2 separate regions of the Mus musculus genome follow, and region 1 is linked to region 2. Evidence: chromatin loops called from intact Hi-C (ENCODE). Cell type or tissue: left cerebral cortex. All regions are shown on one strand. Each heading gives the region's core, and the rest is flanking DNA. Links, peaks and the distances in the headings are about the cores only. Region 1 overlaps Col4a2 (collagen, type IV, alpha 2). Region 2 overlaps Col4a1 (collagen, type IV, alpha 1).

What was found. Peaks named below come from ENCODE experiments on the same cell type or tissue, not always from the same donor. Only the 100,000 strongest peaks of a DNase experiment are listed, where the experiment ranks them.
Region 1: a loop joins it to region 2, with 6 times the contacts of the local background. A loop is called at or near these places in 2 of 42 quality-filtered maps.

What each region holds. Positions count from the first base shown.
Region 1 is chr8:11,409,494-11,421,917 of GRCm38, reverse strand. Col4a2 (collagen, type IV, alpha 2) reads right to left here. Exons shown (of 48, transcript NM_009932.4): 16 at 11,819-11,863; 17 at 7,886-7,939; 18 at 7,110-7,176; 19 at 6,444-6,554; 20 at 5,843-5,992; 21 at 1,249-1,341; 22 at 596-750. Among named protein-coding and RNA genes, the nearest start is that of E230013L22Rik, 62 kb to the left of the region's middle. In left cerebral cortex, for the core only: CTCF peaks have their summits at 2,051 (motif pointing left) and 6,641 (motif pointing left); DNase peaks (open chromatin) are centred at 7,480, 8,261, 9,320, 10,017 and 4 more places; H3K27ac peaks cover 3,471 bases.
Region 2 is chr8:11,268,107-11,280,530 of GRCm38, reverse strand. All of the region lies in intron 1 of Col4a1 (collagen, type IV, alpha 1), which reads left to right. It overlaps Gm32709 (a long non-coding RNA gene), which reads right to left. Exons shown (of 4, transcript XR_003947506.1): 2 at 661-782; 3 at 356-423. Among named protein-coding and RNA genes, the nearest start is that of Gm32709, 13 kb to the right of the region's middle. In left cerebral cortex, for the core only: no CTCF peak of the experiment used is centred there; DNase peaks (open chromatin) are centred at 2,161, 6,858 and 9,461; H3K27ac peaks cover 2,451 bases.

The DNA of each region.
Region 1 (12,424 bases), core at 2,047-10,046, 140 kb before region 2:
ACATAGTATCACAGGCACTAAGATGAAACAGTGTCATTCTTAAGTGATAGGGACATTCAGCTGTGGTGCCACACACTGCCATCCCAGAGTAAGGGAGGCAGAAATGGGAGCATTGCCAGGGGTTGAAGGCTGGCTTGGGAGACATGGTGAGGCTGTGCATATGTGCACGCGCACCTGTGTCTCTACACAGCAGTGTGCCCAGTGCTCCACCTGTGAAGGACGGCATACCTTAGTGTGGGCATGCACTTTTTCTCTCTCCTACCTATCAGACAGTGGGCATTTTGGATGTTTCTATAAAACAAAATGGCTCTTATGTATAATGCCATTCCACACACAGTGCATATACTTGAGAAGGCCCAGGGCTGCAGTCCCTTTCTGCAGCCTGGAATGGAACCTCTGGGTCCAGTGATAACTTTATGTCTAACTTACATAGTGGCTTGCGCTATCTCAGTCCAACAGGTTAAAGTTTTCAAAAGCACATCTTAGGAAAAAAAAAAAGCCGATAGTGTGTGTGAACGATGTTTGGCTCGCCTCAGGCACCGGCACCTGGCAGCTGCAAGGTAACCCTAGCCAGCAGGGGGCGCTCTTCTCTCACCTTGAATCCTGGGAACCCAGGGATACCGTGCAGGCCTGGGTCTCCTTGGTCGCCTTTCTTTCCGAGCTCCCCATTGACACCGGGAAAACCTTTGGGTCCTGGCAGTCCCGGAAGACCCCCGATGACCTGGCCACATTGGCAGTCTCCAGCTTCACCTGTCGTGATTAGGACAGGGTTGCATGCGTTAAGCTGGGCTTGGACTAGCAGGGGTAGAGGACAGGTGGAGGGGCTGGTGGGAGAAGACACTGAGTGCTGTGATTAAAGGCGTGCGCTGCCACGCCTGGCTTTAGAGTGCCTTTTATGCTGCATATACGTGCTGAGGTCACGGGTAGTCCTCATCCAGACATAAGGTGTTTCATAGGACTTGTACACAGCCCGAAGTTAACTTTACCCACAAGTTTTGGTGTGGCCACTTTGGCTGCGGCCCAGCGAGTGATGCCAGCTGTGGGATTCCCCACTTGCTGTGCCATATTGGCATATTGGTTCTCAGAGAGTTTCAGATTCTGTAGCATTTCAGATTTCAGATCAGACTGCCCATCCTTTACCCTCAGAGAAGTGAATGAAGGGTGGGGGCGGGGTCAACTTGCAAGAGGAGGTGACATGGGGGCTAGGTTGGGGTCACCATCCTGACCTTCCCACCCTGCAGTCCTCACCTTTCCATCCTTTCTGCCCTCGTGTTCCTGGGAAACCTGAAGGTCCCGGGTAGCCCACTCTCCCTTCTGATCCTTTCAGGCCAAACAGGAAGCCTACGGAAAAACACACAGGACAAAAGCATTTGTGAGAGTCGGCCAGATCAGTCAGGTCCAGTGCAGCCTCTCAGCCAAGTCTACCCCAGCTCCTTGCATCTCCAGACCCACACCAGCACCTCCAAGACAGAAGCTTGGACAGCCATGTGGCCATGGTCCCTCAGGATGGAACAGAGACCAGAGCCTGCAAATTTAGCTTTTCTACCAATGTATCGAGACCAATGTCTTTGCTTTTGAGGAACGTTCAGTCCAAACGAAGAATTTGACTTTTCAGCCATGTTGCTGATGGCCGCGCATCTCTGCTCAGCCTCAGAGAATGTCCCCCAAGGTGTGTGTGTGGGGGGGTGGGGGGGTTGGTGTGGGATTAAGATAAACTCAGCTCTCCCTCTGTCCCCTTTCTGGAGTGCATGCCCATCTCTTCTCAGACCTCCCCATTTCTCCTTTCTCCTGCACACATGAACACACATGTAAACCTGCAAACATGGGGGTCCTGGAAACTAACTGGAATTCTCCTAATTGGTACTGGGCATGGTTGACCTCACTAAATGACCTTGGCCCCAATATTCCTCTTCTAGGTTCACTTTTTTTTTCACTAAAGGTCAGAGTTATTAGTCACTACAGTGCCCCAATAATTGCACATATGTATATCAATTGACCAGATGAGACTCCACTAAGACCTCACAATTCTTAGAGGCCTTTGGGAAGACTGCCATCTGGTGGTGGATCCAAGGCTGCGTATCCAGGCGAGATTGGCTGTGCTGCAGGGTAGCTGAGTACCTCTGGACTCCTTTGCTTCTCATTGTCTTACTCTGTAGCCCAGGCTGGCCCCAAACTTATGGTGACTCTCTGGTCTCAGCCTCCCAGGTGTCAGGATGACAGGTATGAGCCACCAAGCCTTATTGCTGCTAAATCTAGTAGTGGTCATAGCTCCATCGAATACCCCAGGACAAGGTAGGTGCTTGTGGCTACACAGGAAAGGATAAGGAGGCAGTGACTTCAAAGGCATGGGATGGTTTGGGAGCGCCTAGGGAAGCAGAGATTTGTAGAAGAGACCAGCGGGCATTGTTCTGTGTAATCTGATCTGGCCTCACATCTAACACAGTCTCTCACTCACTCATTCATCCACCACAAGCCAGCTCCTGAGCCACGCCAGGCAGCAGGCCAGGAGCTGTGTTGGCACTGGGAAGCTGGCCTGCCTCGAGCTGACAGCTGAGATGCAGGGACACAGCTAACACGCTCAGCAAACAAATGTGAAGTTTCAGATTCTAGCTAGCACCGTGAGAGGGAAGCTGGGAGCAGCTGATTTAGAATGGGTGGTGTCCAGGGGGGTCTTCTGAGGAAGTGGCATGGACTGTGGCTGACAGAGGGAGCTGGCCAGGCGGGGAGCTGAAGGGCTCTCCAGAAATGGAACGGAGGGACCAAATGGCCCCTTAACAGTATGGAGCCATGACCAGGGAGTGTGTAAAGGGTACACGGAGGAGTGTTGTCATGGAGGAGGGGAGAAGACCCTCTTGGGCTTTTATTCCTAAGGGCAACGGGAGTCCTGAAGTGTTTTAAGGAGAGAGACTGCACCACACACTGTGAGTCCAGTGTGGAGAGTGAGGTGCCCAGAGACTCCTGGCTCAAGTACAGACGCTATGGAGGAATAGTGGTACCAGGGAATGTGTGGGTCAAAGAGGAGAGTGACAGCGTGGAGATCTGCAGCTCCGCTCTGGGCATTCTTGAGACCCAGTGCTGCTGATTCTAGTGAGAAGTTTCATGGCTGTAGCTCAGAGTACAGAGGAGGAATGGTGATGTTTTCACAGGGCTGCGTTCCCACTGGAGAGGAGAGGAGAGAAGAGGGGAAGAGAGGAGAGGAGAAAGGAGGGGAGGAGAGGAGAGGAAAGGAGAGGGGAGGGAAGGGAAGGGGAGGGGAGGGGAGGAGAGGAGAGGAGAGGGGAAGAGAGGAGAGGAGAGAGACAGAGAGACAGAGACAGGCAGAGAGAGACAAAGAGAGAGAGGTGGGGGAGGGAGGGAGAGAGAGAAGCAGTTAGAGAGGGAGAAGGAGAGGGAGAAGGAGAGGGAGAGGGAGAGGGAGAGGGAGAGGGGGCCACTGAGAAGTCCTACAAAGTATCCAGAGATAGGAATAGTGGACAGGTACTATGGAGCCGAGGAAAGCCTTTCCGCACAGGCACTGCCTATGTGCCCGTGGAACCCCTCCAGGAGATGCTTAGGTTTGGGTTGGGCTCTAGCCTAAACTGTCAAGCCCTCCTGACAGACAGAGAGAAAAGCAGACCGTAAATAGAAGGATTATCACCTGGACTCTATGAACACTTAAAACTAGAGACCTGTCACCAAGGACAAAATTGCCATTTAAAACCTGCACCAAGGACAAAGAGAGATGTCTTTCTTGGGAGTTAGTAAGGCCTTTATGAAGGCACAGTTGAGCCGTGTAGATTCGACCTCTGTCTCTCCCCTGGGTTGTTTTCTTCTACGTAATTCATTCATAATTTTAAATACATTTTTTGGGACGTGGGAGATCTCAGCATGACTTCCACGAAGAAGCCAATAGCTGATTCAGTCAGCTGTACTAGAAATGGCGCCAGCAGAGCCTTTCACCCCGAAAGACAGCTGGCATCAATGTTCGCTCCGATTCTCTGAATGACTAAGCATTCTGGCTTCCAGCAACCGCAGCACACAAAATAGGACCAAAGGCAGTTTCTGAGAGAAGACTCCAAACGTTTCAGATCTGAGAAAGGCTGAGCAAGGTAGGACTCCTGGTTTCCAGTACTAATTTCAGGGTGGATCCGAACTATGAGCATACTTCAAAAGGCCGTTGGTTGGCTAGTTTTCACTTAAGAGTTTGCTGTAGGAGCAGTTGATTTGGTAACAATGTATCGCACAGAGAAAACAACAATGTGTCTCAAAGAGGAAACAATGCAAGAAGGGCTTAAACTGGATGTCCTAACATTTTTAGTTGATAAACTTCTTACATGAGTCCCTTTTCTGCATACATCCCCTTATCAGCTGGTAATCTACTACAGGTTGCTGTCTAGATCTATTTGCTTCTGTTAGTTTATTTATGTCATTGAAGCTGTAAACCACTTAGTGAGCAAAATTCATCCATGAAGATATTGGATGCTTGTGATAGGATAGAGTGACAGAGACAATGTCCTCATTCATGGTATCGTTTATGTTTTTGACGCATGTGGGGAAAACCCTACAGACACTACACACAGGAAGGACAGGCTCATAGACATTTTTATGGTACACATGTCATCGATAAATATTTTCCTGTCAATATTAACAAATATAAATCATAAAAATTACCTTTAGCATAATAGAAAACATTAAAGATAGCTTTGCTCAGATGCATCATCCAAGAAAATATCAACACTTACTTTTCAAACGAATGTGCTATCTTCCAAAAGAAAGAGAACTGGGCAAGTAGGCTCATGTTAAGTTAAAATGTTACTGTGGGATATGAGCAGAAGCAAAGTGACTGGCTTCCTATGCGTCTGTGTTACAGAAGAATTTCTTTCTATGGAAGAGATGATACTAACAACTTTCCCTCTGGAGATGGTGCAGAGAAGGATTTTCCCAAAGCAATTAAAACAGCCTCTGAACTTGAAGTTTAACTAAACCCCAACACTACCCATGAGCAAATAGGTTGCCCTGCCCCCTGAAAGAACGACTTGAGGAGAGATTGCTGCTGGAGGTGATGTCAGGGAGTTGAAATCATTTTGGAAAGAAGTGGGTCGATGTTACTCCGGAAAGAGAAAATGACCTCATATTTCCTTTCAGTGCCTCAAAAGCCAGTCTTTCCAGCAGATGAAATGTTCCCATGAGGAATTTTTCAACATCTAATGTGTAACTGAATGCTATAGCTGAAGAGACCGGGCTTTGTGGATGACCAGCTCAAAGCTATGGCACACATACCACTCAGTAGATAAGCGTTCTTGATATTAAGGATGGCATGGACCATCACAACCTGAAAATGCTACCCTGGCTGACTCAGGGACCATCCCAGATGCTATGGGGCATCACCCTGGCTAAGTCAGGTGCTGTGGGACAGCAGGCTGGCCAAACCTTCCTCCTCATCTGCCATATATACAGACTCTCTGGGTCTCCTGTGCCCCCTGTCAGTGGCCACCATTCCTTTATGCAGCGATCCTTTCTTGCATCAATAGCTATCTCCTGTGACATTGGCTTTGCAGTGACAGAGAAGTTGACCCAGATTGCCGAAGCAGAGCAGAGGAGCTGTGAGTTAAGGAAGAAGACGCTTGCAGAGACCCAAGCACAGGGATTTCAGCTCACAGTGGGTGCCTTCCTGCTAAGTCACCGCAGCCACAGCTTACCATGCAGGACCTGTGGGACCATTGATTCTCTACAGATGGATGTGATAGCTGTTATGCTAGTTCCTGTGTGGACCCTGGGAATGCCCACCACACCCTCACTCATTAGCCCACTGGATCAACTCAGAACCAGCTTGGTTAGGCTCCAGGTGAACACAGCCACTCACCATCTGGTCCAGGTGGGCCTGCAGGTCCAGGGACTCCTTGGGGACCTGGTCTTCCATCTGCTCCTGGTGGGCCAAGATAGCGTGCAGGGGACCCTGGTTCTCCTGAGAAGCCTTTGGGTCCCATCTCCCCTGGAAGGCCTCTCATTGAATCTGAAATCCAAGAGCATTTTCAGCAGGTGAGTGTCCCCATAGGTAAGGGCTGTGCTGGCTTTCCTGTCACAGAGGGCCTGCCACCAGGAACAAGCATCAGGGTTTAGTTAACAGAAGAAGGCGATGGCCTTGGTACGTTTCTTCACAACTTGTCAACTTTTACAGCTTCCACAATGGCCTGGGATTGTGACCATTTGCTGACATCATTGGATGACACCCCCCCCCCCCCCCCAGTTCTTCCATCTGGGGACCAGATATCACTAATCACCCATTGGGGTCATAATCTAACCTTGCTGGGGTTACTGTTGCATGTGCCCTTCATCTCATCAGAGCTGAGACCACTCCATGAGAAAGACAGATAGAGCCACAGGAAAGCCACGTGGCCAGCAAAGCCTACTACAGGTCCATATCCAGAGACTAGGTATGTTCAGATGCTATGAAACGCCATTACCTTCATCTCCGACGGATGGGCCTGGAGGACCCGCGGTTCCAGGCTCTCCCGGTTCGCCTCGGCTTCCTGGCTCCCCATGAGCACCTTGGAATCCTGGGTCACCTCGGGCACCTGCAACCAAGACAGGTCCCATCAGTTAGAATCAGATCATTGCCTAGGAACAAGCCTGTACCATAGTAGCAAGGGTGCCATCTACAGACCATTTCAGGCATCCAACTTCCCAATAAGTCCAATGTATATACAGAAGAGAGTCAGAGAGCTTTCAAATGCTGAAAATACAGGGGCCCCCAGTTCACAGCCCAGCAGGGTAAGATTCTGTTAAATGTAAGACAATATCGAGGCACAGAAGATACCAAAAAGACACATAGTGGTTTCAGTGATTTCAGCGGACTCAGTGGCATTCTGGCTGCTAAAAACAAGACCCTGTGCATCCCCTAGAAATGAAGACATTCCCCTTGCTCACAGATAGGGTCACACCTGGGTGGTAGTTGAGTGTTGTCAGCCAGAACCAAAGTGACCATTTCTAGTGACTCCTTTTGAAACCTCCAGGGAAGCTGGGCTGTCTCTGAGTCACTTAAAGAACTTGTCTGGAGAGCTTATGACTTTGTTACCGACAGAAGAGGGTCCATGTGAGGCCACGTCATACACTGGAGTGTTTGTACCAACCTTTTGCCAGGGATGGATGGGGCGAGTAGACAGAGGGTCCTGGGGGTCCTTGTTCCCCCCGTTCTCCCTGGGGTGGGGAGAGAAAACACTGTGAGAATAGCCTTGTATATTGCCCAGAAGTGCACAGAATATAGAGTTAGTTTAATAGTGTGGGTTTTCTCACAATCAAACCTGGACTGTCCCCATGGCAACAGCTCTACAATGTGGCAGCAGGGAGTCCCTGCATCCTAACCACCAGACAGACATAAAAAGGAACACCACAGCACGTGAGGATCTCCCCGTGAAGCCCTTGCCGGGGCTATGGATGCCAGAGAGCCTGGGAGACTACAAGGATTCTGCGTCTCAGACCTTCATGGTGCTGACGTCTGAGACATCTGGTTAAGGGGGGAGGCAGCATGGAGACGCTGGGACGCCCAGCACCATCTGCTCTGTGGAGCAGCCTCCTGTAATCTCCAGATACACCCACGCATTTCCCTGATCTCCACAGACATGTCCTCTAGCAGGAAGGGCCACCCACAGGGCCGGGTCCTCTCCTAGCTACCCTGGATCACCTCACCTTGTCTTTCCTCTCAGCCCTTAGGGTTAACCACACAAGCTCTACCCTCCATCAGGAACTGGAGGTCCCTCCCCACCTTGTTGCTACAAAGCCAGCCTCCCGCTGCACTGGGCATGCTGAGGGGGCTGAGCAACCCAGAGCAAGCCCCCTCTAGGGGGATCGTCTCCTCTGACCGTGCTGTCTAAGCCAGGAGCAGGACATCATTATCAGAGTCACCCACCTTGGGTCCTCGAGGTCCACTGGGGCCTTGGAAACCATCCAGGCCTCTGCTTCCCTGGAATAGAGATATGGGAGATGTGAGGTTATTATTTCTAGCTGCAGGGAGGGGGGGCTCCAGAAACCAACCCCATGGCACCTCTACCAGCCCAGCCAATGCAGCCACCAAGAATCCCCTCAATGACCCCACAACTCATGTTCACCTTCCTCATTTCGGATGCACAGATATTTTTCAAGCCCCTCTGCTTGAAGCAGGAGCAACTGTGGCATCGGCCTGCAGGGCCTGTCAAACAGCTTTTCCTTCCCTTGTGCTGCACTTTTTTTTAAATAAGAGATTTACTTTACTTTATGTGTGTGAGCATTTTTCCTGCATGTATGCATGTGTACCATGTGGGTGGCTGGCGCCTATGGATGTCAGAGGAGAGGGTCAGATTCCGGGCTAGAGTTACAGATGGCTCTGAGTGACCAACTGGGCACCGGGAACAGAACCCAGGTCCTCTACAAGAGCAGCAAGAACTCCCAGCCACGGAGACATCCTCCAGCGCGCCCCACCCTCCTAACCTTGCAGTTTTATTTAGTATTTTTCCCTTGGTTGTTAGTGTTGAGGGACTGGGTAACTTGCGCTACGGATGTGCCCATCTGCCCCCATGGGACCGTGTAATGGGACGGCTGCTCCTTCCGTTGCCCACATCAGCATCTGAATGAGCAAGACACTGTGCAGGATTCGTCTCCTCCTGCAGGGTAGCAGCCACATCTGCTCCATGAGCTAAACTCTTCCTTCATAATGAGTTTTGAAAGTCTCCAGTTGCCACCAAACAGAATCCTCAGAGTCTGTTGATTTGGAATTTTCCTTCTCAGTAAAAACAAAAACAAACCCTTAACACTAATTTGGCCTCCAGTTTTCTCCAGTGCAGTGGGTGAGGAAGCTGGACAGACATGTAAGACCTGAGACGTTCATTCTTCTTTCAAAAGATGACACATGGCAAAGCTGCCAGAGCCAAGCCAGGGTTCTAACAACGGGCCTGTCCAGGGGCTTTACAGATCCGCAGGAGCCTACGTGCTGCTTGGTGGACTAAGGTCGGCTGATTTCCCCCCCTTTTGCAGGGCTGTGGCTGACCCTGGTCCTCTCACACGAGGTGGAGTTGAATGTTCAAAACCAGTTGATTTTATGTTGTTTGAGAACCCTAAGCCCTTAAGGACAGTAACTAGCAGAGGCCCTCAGTAGCTCTAGGGAGCTCACCACTAGGGCATATTTACCGCTAGGCTCCCAGGGAACGTCTCAAATGCTCAGCAGGAGGCCCTGCCTCATGGGTTTGGATGTGTTCCCATCTCTGGATCCTAGGTCTTCCCTCACTCAGGCAAAGAACTGGGGCTCATGGAATTCAACTCAGGGGCCTCTGGGGAACGACTTCTCCCCGGATCCGCCTAAGAGGGCCATGGAGCAGGAAGATGCAACATCATGTGACTTAAAGATGATGTCATTACATGCCTGGCTTGTGGTCACAGCCTTGCTGCCTGCTCCTAACTCCCATGTAGCTGGAAAATCACACCTGGTAGCTGTGATTCCTGGAGTCTAAACAGCTCTGTGGCGGTCCAGTGGCCTTGTCACACACAGAGATGGCTTTTTTCCTGTGCCCCACACTCACACTACACAAAGACTGTGGCCAGTGCACGGTCCCCAGGAAACCAGATCTCCATGAGCACACTCTATAGTAAGTCCAGGGTGGGAGAAGCCTCAGCTGTCATTAAACACAGGTTTCCCCCAAACGAGGGGGGAAATAATTGCCTATTTTTCAGAAAATATGATACAACCAAATGCACAAGATATCTTCCTGTTCCCTGCCTGGAGCTATTTACTTTTCTAGGTATCTATGCCTGTGTGTCACCACATGTGCCCCCCTCCCCTCTCTATGTACATGCACACAGGCATGTGAAGAAGGCTCTTTGTTCTTGTAGGGAGGCTGGGGCTTCCCCGGGAGCATGGCCTTCTCTGAGTCCTCCCTCTTTGGCATGCCGCTTTAATGGGTCACCATACGCACGCAGGCAGCTCTTTGGAGCTGCCTTTAAGTTCTGGCCCCCGAGGGCCAGCACATCTGGAAAGCTCGTAGGGAGGCAGCAGCTGGCCATTTGGACAATGTGGTTTGTACTAACATGCAGCGAGATGAGTCATTTGTGTATGTCTGCCTGTTCCCCTATTTTTGCAGTTGGGTAAACTATTTCTTCCTTTGACCCACTTAAGCACAGATGGCTGCTTCTCCCCAAGTTACAGAGAGAAAGCTGGACCTATTATGCTGTACCTAGGTAGCAGCATCGGGGGTGGGGGTGGGCCAGGGGCCAGGGCTTGCCAGTACCATGTGGGTGGCTGGCGCCTATGGATGTCAGAAGAGAGGGTCAGATTCCGGGCTAGAGTTACAGATGGATTCTAGTCTTCATGGGCCTCTAGTTCCAGGGGCAGCTGTGCTGAGCCATGTTTGCAGACGTGATAGCTCCTCTGTTTCAGAGAAGAGTAGGTGACAACGTGCCACCTGCCCACCTCAGCATACATTGACTCTGACTCGGCTGGCCTTTAGGCCTAATGCCTGTCTGTCTGTTAGTTGTCGATACAGAATCTGCTCATTGCTACCCTTAAGCCAGTGGCATTCTGGCCTTGGCTGTGGAGCAGGGGACAGCTCTTGCCTCTGCTGTGTTACTTTCAGGGACACTCTTAGCAAGAACTACCATGATAGGAAGTTGGGTCTAGTTAGTGTGTGGCCTCCAGCCCGAGTTTAGGATCTACAAGGAGAAGGAACAAGAACAGTAGTAATGGCGGTCTCCATTGTACATGGTCAATGCCAGAATCTGGCCTCTAGCTAGAGCCACGGATGTCAGCCATGGCACCAGGAGGCAAGCCTACCTGCTATCCCAAAACAGCCACATAGCTTCTCTGTCTTAGTTCAGCCTCTGGGCTCTTCAGTGTCATGTGGCTACTTGCTGTGGCGATCTGAGCAGGGCTCAGGGGAATCTAGGGTTTTGAGGCTGCTTTTGGCGTACCTGACAGGACAGCCTGGTGGAAACATGAGCCCTGAGCACCCTGTGTGAGCACTCTGGTGCTGACTGGAGCCATGGCTGTATCCTGGGGTGAGTAAATTTGGTGCATGTGTGTACTGCAACCCTGTGGCTTCCTGACATGTTTGGGTGTGTATATATTGAAGTGTGATAACCCCTACATCTCGCCCATTGGATGAAATTCAGGACAGTATGGCAAAAATTTGCTCAGAATTCCTTCGTTGTCAAGTTCAAGTCATGAGCATGCTAGGTCACATGACCCTGGAGGCTTGCACAGATCTAAAGCCAGACCCCAGGACTGTCCACTGTGGGTGACAGGACGGTGCTGGACTCTGCAGTAGATTGGCTGAATTCATGCATACAATGAATGTTGTGAGTTAGTTAATTAGTGATTAATTAGATAAAAGCATTTCTTCGTGTGCTTTCTGCTTCAGCTGGTATTTAGTTGTTGCTGAATCTTGTCTGGACCTGTAAAAAGTTTTTTTCATACACAGTTTCTTTTTCTTTGCCAGACCACAGGAGAAAAGCAACTGGGTTATTATTAAACACAAGCAAGTATCAAAGTATGTGTAGATCTCTAAGAAATAGAGGAGGAACCTCAGTCACCCACTGACAACCTTTTAGTGACAATGACAGGGTGTGAGGCCCAGGGCGGGGAACCTAGTGGCAGAGACCTGGGATGGGTTCTGTGGAGAAAGCAACAGATGGGCGAGGGAAGCTGAGACAGAGGTTAATGCTCCACTAAGGTCTCTGACAGTTGGAACAATCAGTCATGAGCCTGTGGATGCAGGGGACACCCCACGTGAGCTTTGGGGACAAGTGCTGCTTTCTGAGATCCACTGGTTATATATACAAGGTTTCAGTCCCAGAACATTTCGCGGATTAGACTTACTTTCTGTCCTACGACTCCTTTTTCTCCATCAAGGCCAGGAAAACCCTGTGTTGAACAGAAAACACAAGCAATAAAGATTTAGGGCAGGCAACCAAGTTCCAACAACAGTCAAGCAGCCTTGTGCTTTCAAGGTTTGGAAGAGCAGGGGCAGGCGGCCACATTCAACCCCAGGTAGCCAAATCCAGCCCCAAGTGCCGAGGTGGCTGTTGACGCTCATGGCTCTGAAGATGACACCTTCCTTTTACAGATGAGCCTCCCCATGAGAGACGTTTTTATCGGACTCTTTGGGTGTCCAGAAATGAACTTGCATCTTAGATACTTTCCTCAGATTGTTACAAAGATTAGTCAGGCCTCAAACCAGGAGGAACCTCCTGGGCAGGCACAGTGTTTTAAAAACTTCAGCACCAGGGGAACATGGGTTCATGGGTTGTAGCAAACACATCTGAGAGATATCCCTGGTGGTGGATACCTAACTGGCTGGCTGTGCCCAGGGTAGGACCATGGAAATCTCAACATTTTTGCTCAGCTTTTTTGTAAACCTACAGACTGATCTAAAAACAGAAAATCTGTTTAAAAAGCAAAAAGCCAACCAGTCAGACAAACATG
Region 2 (12,424 bases), core at 1,881-9,880:
GAGCATTGGCTCTGAGGAGAATTTCTGGTCTACTTTTTTTTTTTTCTTAATAGTAAGCATTTAACTGTTTAAAAATTTCAAAAAATTTCAAAATTTATAATAATTAGAAATTTGGTTATCCTTGGCCATAACGTGGATGACTTGACCTTCTTTATTTTATGAAATAACCCTAATAGGTTGAGCAGCAGCTAGCACAGCACTCAGGTGGGAGGTGCAGTTTCTCTTAGTGCACGATACACAACTGTATATAATGTGCTCACAAAAAGATAAAGTTTTCATCCATTCCGTTCCTTTAGAAAAATACACTGACTCCATTTTGGTGATAAAGGCAAGGAGGAGCTTGGTCTGTTCATACCTGAGTCTGACAGGGTTCCCACGTGCCTGTGACCAGATGCAGAGCTTGCTCTTCTTGCTCAGGTGTGTCTGCAACGGAACAAAGTGATGGGGGTTTCCCCCCATGATTCTCTTGCCCTGGGTTGACATGGAACCAGGTCCTCCCTCAGTAACCTTGAGGTCCTTCCCTCACGGCACATGTGATCTTCCCTTTTCTGGACTCATATTTCTAATTTTACAGTCTTGGCTTGGGGGTATGACATCATCCCTGGAGGTCAAGAACACCTTATGTTCACAAAAGACCCTTTGCCATGGCGGGTGGCTTACCCTCTCTAGGCGTGGGAAGAGAACACATACGTGCTTGGTTTAATCTTCACGATTTCTGCTGTGTGGACGTTTTCCAGGAATGCTTGTGGTGTGTGTGCGCCGGGTCCAGTAACTAGAATCACCTGCTGGGGGGAGGGGGCAGTTAGGTTTATCCGACCAAAGTTCAGGTTCTCAAAGGGAAAGTCCAGTCCCCAGCGTCTCTCCCGCTCTCCAGGTCCGCCGGGGTTTGTGCCAGGATCCCGCCTTAGAGGTAATGTGCTGGGTGACTCTGCCGGGCTGGCAGGAAAGTACTGAGTCGGTCACTCAGCCTTGGCAGGAAGGGCATCACAAGGAGAATCTGGAAAGGGCAGTGGATCAGGGCAGTGGGAACCATAGACTTTGACCTGGAAATTCCAGGCGGGGGGATAATGAGCGCAGCAGGCTGGCAGGCGTGTGCTTCCCTAGCGCATTGTCTGGACTTTCCTTACGCACTGTGCACCGGGGCTGGGGGCGGGGGCCCTGGGCTCAGACTTTTTTATTTTTTTTCTCTTGCGTTTTCCTCCCATACAAGAGCAGGCCTGTGGGAGGCAGGGCACCACTGAGGTTGTTGATACCTTTGTAATTTTGTCTAAATAAAGTCAAGAATTAAGAGCAGAGGAAGTGTGTGTGTGTGTGTGTGTGTGTGTGCGCACGCGCGCGTGCGTGCGCACATGCACATCTGTAATTTCAGCATCTGGGAGGCTGAGGCTGGAGGCTAGCAGTGAATTCAAGGTTGCATAGAGACTTCCCTGGCCAGCTTGGGCTACAGAGTGGGACCCTGTCTTAAAAGACCGTGTAAGAAAATGAACAGGAGGAGGTGCAAGGAAGACCACAGACCCCCGAGAGCTAATGTACATACGTACAAGGGTCTTGTGGGATTTCCTTTTGTTTTGGAACCATTGTGGCCGTGAATGGGTTTGCCCAATCGCTTCTCTCCAGTGGCTTATTCTTTAGAGGGCTTTTGGCTTTTCCGGCGGTTACTGGGAAGGTGAAGGGGTGCTTTTTGCAGAGGCAGCATCTGAGAGTGTAGTCGGAGGCCTTGGATTAGGCAGGGTGCTCTCAATGCCTCCCATCCTGGACTAGACGGAGATACCCCTGGACCTCAGTGCCTCCAACTGCACCTTAGCAATCCCAGGAATTCCTGTGGGTTGGACAGCTCCATGAGAACCTGTGTCAAAAGCACCGCTGAGGTACTGAGGAGACTCTTGCTTCTTCCTTTCCTTCCTCCCCTGTGTTCCCAGGGTGCTGGGTCCAGACTCTTAGATACAGGACAGGGCTTGTGTGCTCTGGGCCTTTGGATTTCTTTAAACAGAATTCTGTGTTTCCTGGCTTTGTGCCTTTGCACAGCTGGACCACGGAGGCCCATCTGCCCGGTATGGAGCTAAATGACCATTCTTCCATGGTCCTGGCCTCAATGCAAGCCCCAGAGGTTTTGTTTAGAAAGTTGGGTTTTTTTCTGTTACATGACAGGCACAGTTGCTGGAGATGAAGCAGGATCTGTTAGGGGCTAAAGTCTGGGCAGGCACCCAGATGCCTCTGTGCTGGCTTCTTTTCCTCCAGCCACCAGCCATGGAGGGGACTCTCCCAGAAACCTCACAGGAAGTGGTTCGCAGAAAATGCTCTCTGCATGCCAGGAGCCTCTGTTCAGATTCATGTCCCTGCTGCGTGTTGGGAGTGTTTAAGACATCTTTTGTTGTTGTTGTTGTTGCTGCTGCTGCTGCTGCTGTGGTTGCTGCTGCTGTTGTTACCAGCAACAGGCTTCTGCTTTCAAAGTGTCTTAAACTGAGCAGCTTGTGTCTTCTGTCCTGTGAACACAAGGTTCTACGTGATCTATGGAGGACACCTGAGGACTAGGAAGGTTGGGGCAGAAGATAGGGCAACACGTCCTTGAGTCTGGGGGCAAAAGGAGGCAAAACCAAAGTTTTCTTTAGAGAATTCAAAATTATGCAACAGCCATGCCTTTGGCCAAACTCTCTGGCTAAGGCACCCATCTCTAGCAGGATGTGATGGGTAGGAGGGGCCTTAAGCCAGCAGTCCTCTGTGTGTGTGTGTGTGTGTGTGTGTGTGTGTGTGTGTGTGTGTCTTTGAGGAGGGAGGAGAATGGCTTTCCTAATCCCCAGCTGTAAGCTTTGCTGGCGGAACATTGAGACCTTAAGACAAGTTCTGGGAATTTGAGAAAAGAAAAAAAAAACAAAACTGTCTGCCATTTTTAGTTATTGCAGCAAAATATACACTACAAAACCTTTACTGTTTGAGTCACTTTTAATGCAGCTCATTGGCCTTGGCTATCTTCCCACTGTTTCTCAGTCCCCTCACCATCACCTGTCTCCAGAGCTCTGCACACTTTAGGATGTGGGACCTTCAGTGCCCAGTTCTGGGCCTGCCCTTAGTGGACAGAATATAACGATAAGGTTGCAGAAGAAGGGTGGGGTCTGCTGGAGTGTCCCTGACCTGAGTCCACGTGGAATCTACAGGCAGGTTGTGGACAGCATAGTGGCTACAGGTGCAACCCCACCCAGGGTGAAGAGACTTTGCTCTTTGTCTTGGTTACTGAAAACTATGGCTAACCCTCTAGTACAACCAGAGTAATACCAAAAGCTGGAACAACTAGACAATTATTACCCGAGATATATCGACTGGTAACACCAGGCTTAAGACACAGAAGGGAAAAGAGATTGTTTTTTCAAAAAATATTCAAAGTATATTTTATCATCTAAATGTAATTTTTAGAAAAACTGCCCATCTCATTGTGGCTTGCAGGATCTATTTGTTTGACTCAAGCTGACTAACCACACAGTGGTAGCAAAGGTTCTACAGAACTTTCTAGATGTTAATATGTTCTGTATAAAAGCTTTGCATAAAAATGAACCTCAGTGGAACCCGGTGATTTAAGGATGTAAATGAGAGGGGTGTAAATGAAGCGGTGGTTTTCTTTTTCTTTTTCTTTTTTCTTTTTTAAATGGCTCCAGTTAAAGACCAGGGAACTGGGCTTAGCTCTGTTTCCAGGCAAACTATAGTTTAAAGTTGGAGCCATTTGACTGAAAAGCTATTCTACTTCATATTTACTTTCATAATAAATTATGAATGACTTAGCTCTGGTAAATATTTTTCTTAACTTCCCTTGGAAATGACAGGCTTTCAGACGCAACAACAAGGTTCTACAGTTACATAGCATTCTGTTGGTGAATGAAAGCCGGTCCCGGTGGGTGCTACTGAGAGTCAGTGTGGGTTTCTTATGTCTTGGGAGGAGCAGTCTGTCCTGGGGTCCCCAGGGACATATGGTCTGGCAAGGACCTCACTGTGCAGCTGATTGAGGAAGCCCTACAGGTACCACATAGGCACCATCCACCACAGAGCCACAGTCACTGTGGAGCACAACAGAGAAACCACAGCTTTGACCGAAGGCAGTTGCTTCTCGGCTGTGGTTTCCCTCGTTTTTTTTTTTTTTTTTTTTTTCGTCTGACCATAAATGTGCAATGTTTTAGGTAGCTCTTTTGAAAGTGCCATTTATGGTCTACACAGTAGCAGTTGGGGTGTACCAACCATTACTGTCCATATACTTAGGAGGGTTTTCGCTTCACACTGCTCACGCTGGCTTGTCCCCAGGAAGCACATCACATAGAAGTCTTCCAGATGGAACGCCTGCCGCTTATCAAATGCCCCGACGGCGCTCCACTGTCTTGGTGCGTGTTGGTGATCCGGCTGCACTTATTACATGCACTTTCTGTTTACATTTTGTCTGAGTTTTCAAGCACAATTTTAAGGACACAAATCAGGTGATGTTTCCAAGGGCTGCATTTCATTTTAGCGGTTGTCATATGTAAAGGGTGCAAAGTCTTCCATTTCCAAATTGAAAAACCGATTGAAGGTGAGCCCTGGCAGAAGGATCTCTCTTACATTCTCCTCTCTGGGTGGGATTAATCTAGATTCGTTCTCCAAAACATGTCCCATGCCAGACAAGCAAGGTGAAAGTCCTCCGTGGCTGCACACGAGGACATTTCGTAGTCTCACTGGGTTTGGTTAGTAACAGTTCCTGAACCAAGACCTGCTTGTATATAAAGAGATTTGAGCAGCCCTCTGCTGTCCTCAGGATTTTCCATCCCAGAGCAGGACACTCAGAATGGCAGCGTCACTCTCCACATGCACAGATCACCACTACTATATACTCCTGGCTATTCCTCTCTGAGGTTCTCAGCCTCTGATTGGACCACACATTCGGTTTGTAACACTTCTTCTTCCTGTTGGGATGTCCTCATTTGCTACCCTAGATTCTGGCTTGGAGCTGTGACCCTGCAATCTCCATGAGCCATATACAGGTGCCCTGTGGCCACACACGGTCATCCACAAACGACATTAGCCTCTGCCTTCTTTTCAGCGATCCCGTGTTACGAGGCAGTGATTGGCCCTGGAAGTATTAGTTTCAAACACATTCTTCTCCTCCCTCTTGATAGGAGGGAAAGGACTGCTGTCCTCTGTCTCCCACAGAACAGGGAACAATTTGTGGCTTTCCCCTCTCTATCCTCATTTGTAGGTCTGGCTCTTGTTGGATTTCTGGTTGGAAGGATGGACTGGGATGGCACTTGGGAATTAGAACAGAATCAGTATTACTCCATGCATGAAAGTCTGTATTTTCCCTTCTGTAGATAAACGTAATCATACATTAAATAAGCCTTAACAATGAGGAGAGCATGAGCCACTCTGTATGGCAAGCAGAATGAAAAATTGTCACATGGATTTGATGACAGTGTAAACAGTAGTTAACAATAGAATTACTGAATAAGAGGATGGAACCCTCTATCATCTGTTGTGAAATAGGATGTACCAAAGCTTCTGTTGGTTTCTCTTTCTTGCTTCCCCTCCACTCTGTCTACACGAGAGTAGAAAATGGCACACTATCAGCAGTGGTTTAAAATATTTAATTGTTCAGTGAAAGATGGTGGGGTACTCCAGCAACTGGCTTCGCCTCGGGTCAGTCATTCCTGAACTATCTCCCTAGTCACGTAGGCTTCTTTCTTTCCTCCTTTTCATTTAGCTACAAACTAAGGCTCCCTAAAGGCTCAGCCAGTGGAATGCGGAAGGATAAATAATCCATTGTTTCTGCGCACTCACATCGTGTGGGAAGAGAACCCTTCTGCTCTGTTGCTGCTATCTGTGGTCTCTGAGAGAAAGGTGTTGAAAGATGGCCCTGATGATGGGCAGTCTTTACTCTGTACAGAGCGGTAGGGTGTATATGATGTGCTTGGTGCAGAGTCAAACCAGAGCGTGTGCTTGGAATGGTTCCTGTAGTGTAGGAATGCACAGAGAGTGCGCTGGGTCAGAGAGATAGTGAAAGGCATCAGGAATTCCCCAAGAGCTCCCAGATTCCACACGTAGCCCATTGGGGACCTCTCTGAAGGTACAGTGTGGAAAAGATGGTGGGATTTGACCTGAGGGTCAGATGTAAGAAGTGGTAGTAGGTGATTGAATTCAGAGGCTGAGGCAGGATAAGAAGATAGGACTGGGGAGGAGGGAAAGAGGAGGACTGAGAGGAGGGGGAAAGGAGAAGGACAGAAACAAGCTTGGTCGTCATCTCCAAGATGGAGGAGATAGCTCTCCTCCACTTCTTCATGCCTGGCTGTGTAACATTAGTCTTTCTTAAGGACAACTGGGAAACCATCATGGCCTGACTTGTGTTGATAGTCTTTGCGAGGTCAATGGCTATAATATTGGGAGGGGAAGAGGAAGTGTTCTGACCTCGTGGACCAGTGAGAACAGCATGCAGGGATGCGGAAGGTAGGCGGCCATGTAGTGAAGGATGAGTTCTGTCTGAAAGTAGGGACTTTGCTGAGCCCACCTCGATGTCCCTGGCTGGTGACTCAGAGTCACGGGAACCATCTCTCTAGGTCATCTCCTCCGTGGGTCCCTGTGGGAATACATGCTCACCAACTCATCACGAATGTTGCTGTCCAATGGCCACCGTCACATGACAGCTAATTATAGCCTCATCTGTCTGCAGCTGGAGAAAGACTTAATACTCTGGAGACGAGGCACTGGACTTCATTATGTGTTCCCTATGGGGTGTCCTCTTCCCCAGCAAGAACATTTGATGCCCGCCCCCATCCAGTGGGAGGGAAGAAAAGCAATGAGAATGAGTCACCAGAGTTGCATGATGGGAGGAAAATAGGACCAGAAGTGTGGTCACATGTTGGTTCGACTCGAAGCCAAGCCGACACCCTCGCCTCCGCAGCCTGTGGTGTTGGTGGGAGCCCACATGGGTTCTGCAACTTGGTCTCAAATGAGAAGCAGATGGGTCATGAATTGTGCTGGCAAAGCCTTAGTCATATTATTGGGGGTGCAGAGAAGGAGGAGAGAGGAGCCGAACATTAGGATTTCAACTGGCTTGCTAATTTTTAATTTTATGTTTTGCCAAGAATGTATCAACACTTGTAGTTGTTTTCAAACTGGGGCAGAGTTATTTTGTAAGTTTACAGGGTAGTAATGGTTGTTCTGTGTCTGTATTCCATTATCAAAAGAGACAGAAATGATATTTTCCTGAACTAAATTCTCCTCTCAGCTGAATGAAGATAAAGAAGGGTTTCACATCTCCTGGGGAGTTCTTTCTGTCTTTAAAAAAAAAAAAAGCAAAACAAAGTTATAAAATAATGATATAAGTGTAGGTGATGGCGGGTATGAGCCCCTTAGCCTGCGGGGACAATATTTTTACCTTTGAATCAACCAGGCTTATTTTTGGAAGTCCAAAAATGCTGTGCAAAAGTCAGTTTTTGGTTTGTTTTGGGGACAGAGAGCTCTGGGCTTCACACAGGCTTAGCGCCCACTAGTAGCCTATACTCCTGCCCCCCTTACTTTTTATTTTGAGACAGGGTCTCCCTAAATTGTTTAGCTTGATCTTGAGCTCACTGTTGACCCACGTGGACTCTGAATGTGGAATCCCTCTGCCTCAGCCTCCCAATTAACTGGTACTACAGGCCTGTGCCATCAAAGCTGACTCAAACCTAATCTTTTAAGCAGTTATTATTTAGGCGGTGATATTTGACCCCATATTGTGATCTCTACTTAGTTATGTTAATTTTCTAATTCTATATAGTTGAGGAGACATTCTATGGATATTTCCAGTTTTGTACAGGGTTGCATCCCCTGACCATAGCACCCATAGCACATGAAAGGGCGGCTCACCATTCTTCCTTCATTGGTGTGTGCTTTTAATTCTGCTCTGGTAGCCCTGAAATGCATGTTTCCCCATTCACATATTTCTTTGGTTGGGTAAGTAATTATTCTGAAGACCCCTGAGGAAGCGCCATGACAGGAAGTGCAGTGGACTAGCGACATCCTTAGGAAAGTATTTTGACATTTTTCACAGGATAGGAAATGTGAAAACAAATCTGAAAGATAAGCCGTCGAGGCTTTGCAGAGCTCCACATGTCCCTATTTGGAGGGATGGGAAACATAAAAACTGTTCAAGCGGATGTTTGGTGCCCATCCCCATCAGCAGCAAGGGAATTTCAGAAATGCAAGGACATCCTGTGTGCTCCTTCCAAGCCTGACTCTGATAGCACACATGTCATGGTTAGGGAATCTGTAGGGCAGATCACCTCTGCATGGTGGCATGTGCTCTGCCTCGCTCACACAGTGCTCTGGCACAGCAAGCATCTTGTCACTGGCCTGTCACATGGCGTCTGGTGATGTCTTCCGTTCAGGGACAACCTGGAAGAGTCTTCATCTCACTGAAGGCCATTGACCTCTATCTATGTCCCCTACCTTCTTTGGCAGGAACACTGTGCACTGTGAAGTTGTCAACCTACCATAGTTTACTTATGCCAGCATGGCTGATGGGTCTACTTTCTGGAAACCTTGATGGGAGTGTTTTGCTAATACAGGTCGTTTTAACCTGTCCCGAGAGGTTTGCAGAGACAGAGAATATAAAAGGTATTTGAACTGGGGATTATTCCCTAGGGCCTTCTGCATTCCTTCAATATTGTGCCTTCTGCTTCTGTTTAATGTGGCCTCGGCTATTGGAACATTGTCTGTGCCCATGTCTGAAAGGGGACTGGAGGCAGTACTGGTTACACTCTTGTTACTATGAGCAAATACACCACAGGAAGCAACTGAAAGAGAAGAAGGGTGTACCCTGGCTCACACTTTGAGAGATGGTCCACCATGGAGAAAGCATGGGAGCAGGTGGCTCCTTAGTGCCAGAGGCGTGCCGGTGGGGCACTTTGCTTCACATTTTGGTGGAACAAGAAATACAGAGAAAGAAGTTTAGCTGAGCTATCAAGCCTCATGACCCACCCCAGTGACCCACTTCCTTCATTATGGCCCTGATGCCTAAAGGCTCCACACCCTACCAACATAGTGTCACCAACTGGAGACCATGTATTCAAATACTTGAGCCCAAGGGAGAGGCCATTCAAACCACAACACAGGACTTGGGGAGTGTGCTCTCCTGCCTGCTTCCACGTAGAGATCTTTGCATGCTCCCACTTCTGACTGCAATGATGGGTCGAGTAGGGAGTGGCGAACAGGACTTTCAGAAGAGACGTGGTTTTCATTCAGTTCCCTCCAGTTCTGGAAACGTAATTGTTTTTTGTTTCGAGCTTGAAAGCCCTCTGTGGTGCCTTCCCCTGTGTAGTTGGGTTCTTCACTCTCTAGTCTGTGGATGGTCGACTTCTGTGAGAGAGACTAAGTCTCATATGGCTTGTCCTTTGAGGTTACGAGGCCACATTCCAGGGCCCCAAGTGGGCAGCGTTCCTGACCCACTTCCTCTTGCCTGAATCTCATGGGAAGCAAGAACAGGACTTAGCTAATCCAATTGACCCTAGGAGGGGAAGGGACTGTGCAGTTCACAGAATGTTCCAGTTCCTCCCGTTCTAGAATCTGAAACAGATGGGGCTGGGAGCTGGTGGGCGTGGCCCAGTGTGCTCCAGACAGGGAGAAGAATGAGCAGGCCTTGTAAAGTCCTTCAGATCCGGAGCCAAGGGGGCACCACTGGGTTCACCAATGGCATACATCTTTCCATTTTGCTGAGGGGCCTCAGGAAGTCAGGAAGTTGTGTTTGTGACACAACTCTTCTCATGTGAAGTCCCCAACTTAACCTCAAACCTATGCAAGCCATAAAGTCCTAGCAGGTCACCATGTGCGGAAACAACTGTGAACAAAGACTCGTGTTTTAATTAGTTATTTCGGATGTAAATGTCAGACCTGACTGGACAGGGTCTCAGGGTCTTAGCTCTGATGGTTTTACCTCTGTGCCCTGGACTATAGCAGAACAAGCCCCTGTGTTGGGGAGAAATCCAGCAAGGGCCACTTTATAAAAATGGAAATCATGAGGGATCCAAATAGAGACATTTCAGCCTTAATCCTACTTGACAAAGTGAACACATCACAGGACCTGTGGCTGTTTTTCTAAAACATGATGTTTGTTTCCAATCAAGTCATTTACAGAAGATTCAAGGCCAACCAGAATAGGACATAGGATGCGTGGTCTCCAACGCTTCTCTCGGTCAGGTTGGTGGTCTTTTTCCTGTAAGGCCAGCACCAGGAAAGCTGAGCAGAGCATTTAGAGTTCGAGGCCAGCCTGACTTATATAACGAGACCCTGTCTCCACTTCCTGCCTCCAAACATTTTTTTCTGCTTTTTTTTAAACTTTCTGAAAAAGCAAATCATAATTTATATGCTATTTGAATAGTCAACTCATCTGAATTGCTTTCTGGAGACCAGCACTTGGTAATAAGATTTCCTGCTTGCCTAAAAAATGAAAAAGATTTCCTTCGTCAATGAAGATATCCGTGTTGGCTCTAGGATTGGACATCTTTGTGTCTAGGCTGTAGGAAGAGGGGGCTCTCTATCTCTTTGGTTCTGGATTCTGTCAAGAGTTTCTTAAGACCTGGAGTAGGTCCCAGGCAAGATGCCTACTAGTAACCCTCCCCTCTGGGCTTCTGTATTGTAGGCCTTGGGCTTCACTGTCTCTGCCCAGGATGGGGATTGCAGTGTCTACTGAGCTTGTAGAATCCCCTGAGGGACATAGGAACAACTCTGGGAAATTGGTCAGAAGGCTTCCTGCAGGTGACTGGAATTGTGCTTCTTAGATGGCAGAAGCTTCAGAAAATCCCAGCCTCGCTACGCAGCAGTCTTTAGCTAAGGAGCTCCCCTTGGCTTTCACAGAGAAATCTAGCAACCCGAGGCTGTTGTTGAGTCTCTGCTAAATGTGGGCGATTGGGAGCCATTTCTCACACAGACCCTGCAGCTCCTGGAGTCTCTTGTTGGGCTAGTTTCTCTGAGTGAAATCAATGGGGGAAGGGTGAGGCCCTGTGCAAGTTAACGAGTGGGCTAGACTGCCCTGGCTTCAAAGCAGCAGGTTTAGGGAATGGCAGACACTAAGGAGGAGGATGGCCTTCCACCTGGGGGACTTGCACTTGCCTACCTTCTGGTGTTCATGACTCCATAGAAGGGATGGACTCAGCAATGGGTGGACATGCCACTAGTTATTAATTAGTAACCTCCTTTCTCAGTGTGGGCTTTCCTATCCAGGTACTTTTGATAAAACAGCCTGAACCAGCTTCGTGGCAAGCTCAGGTTGTGGTTAAAGGCACAGGGTATCTCCTGATATCAACATTTCATGGGGTCCAGGTAGTCAGAGGTGGGGACAGTTAAGTCAGTTTAAGTCTGCTGAGGTCCCTCGGAGTTTTTCTCTGTGTGTTCTAGAAGGTCCTTCTTCAGCTCAGGCTAAAGCCTTTGGCCCTGCTGGTGACTGGAACTCACATTCAGAAGCAGGCGGAGCACAGGGAGGTGCCTGACATTTGAAATGTCAGGAGGACTATGAGAACGCAGGCTGAAATGTCTGGGTTGTGAGTCAGAGAGAGGAACAGACCTGACCACTGGGCTTTACTTGGCTGTCAAGTGTCCCCATCTACAAAATATACAATTAAGAACAGCTCACCGTCCTGGAGGCACTTGTTGGGCTCCAATATAAAATAAGTGTCTCCAGATGGGGTTGTTTTGGGCAGAGGATCTCCATGGTGATGCTGCTTGGAGGATGCTGTTAAAAATACAGGCTTCTCGTGAGCCAGGGACCATTATTAGCACACGTTTATTTTGAAGGAACCGTTACCACCTGAAGCAGACTATGGGTCTGAATTTTATTTCCGAGCTGACACGGCGCCTCTAATAAAGCTTGCTAAATGGTTCACCCTGTGTCCTCTCCTCCCTTTCAACACCACATCGCCGTCTATAACGGTTTAAAACTTGGATTCTACCAAGCGCTTTGCAAAGTGCGGCGTGCGTGTCTCATTCTGTGCTTGTTTTTTCTCCTCTTGGCCACTTTACATACCGGAAGCTGGGTTGGGTCCAGATTTCAATCTTGTCTTAGCATGTTGTGTTAAACCTCCATTTTGTGTCCGTACCTGAGAGGCTGGGATGCTTTTTACATGTGACCGTTGCTAGGTTCTCACTGTGCGTTTGAAGAAGTTCCTCTATAGCTCTTGCTGATGTCTGTTAGCAGACAGCAAATGCGGTTTGTAATAGCTTTCTTTAGATGAATATCCAAGCTTCCATTTAATGTAAACACTTGAGCATAAAAGTCCGCTCCTCCCTGATTCTTTCTCTAGTCTTTTGCAAAGTTTTAAGTCCTTGGAAACACAAGCAAAGCCCATTGCATGGAGCCCTGGTTCTCTTGTGAACTTAGGTGTGAAACCCTTAAATCAGAGTTGAGCCTATTGTTTGCCTTGCAACACTGTTCACACAATCCCTAGGT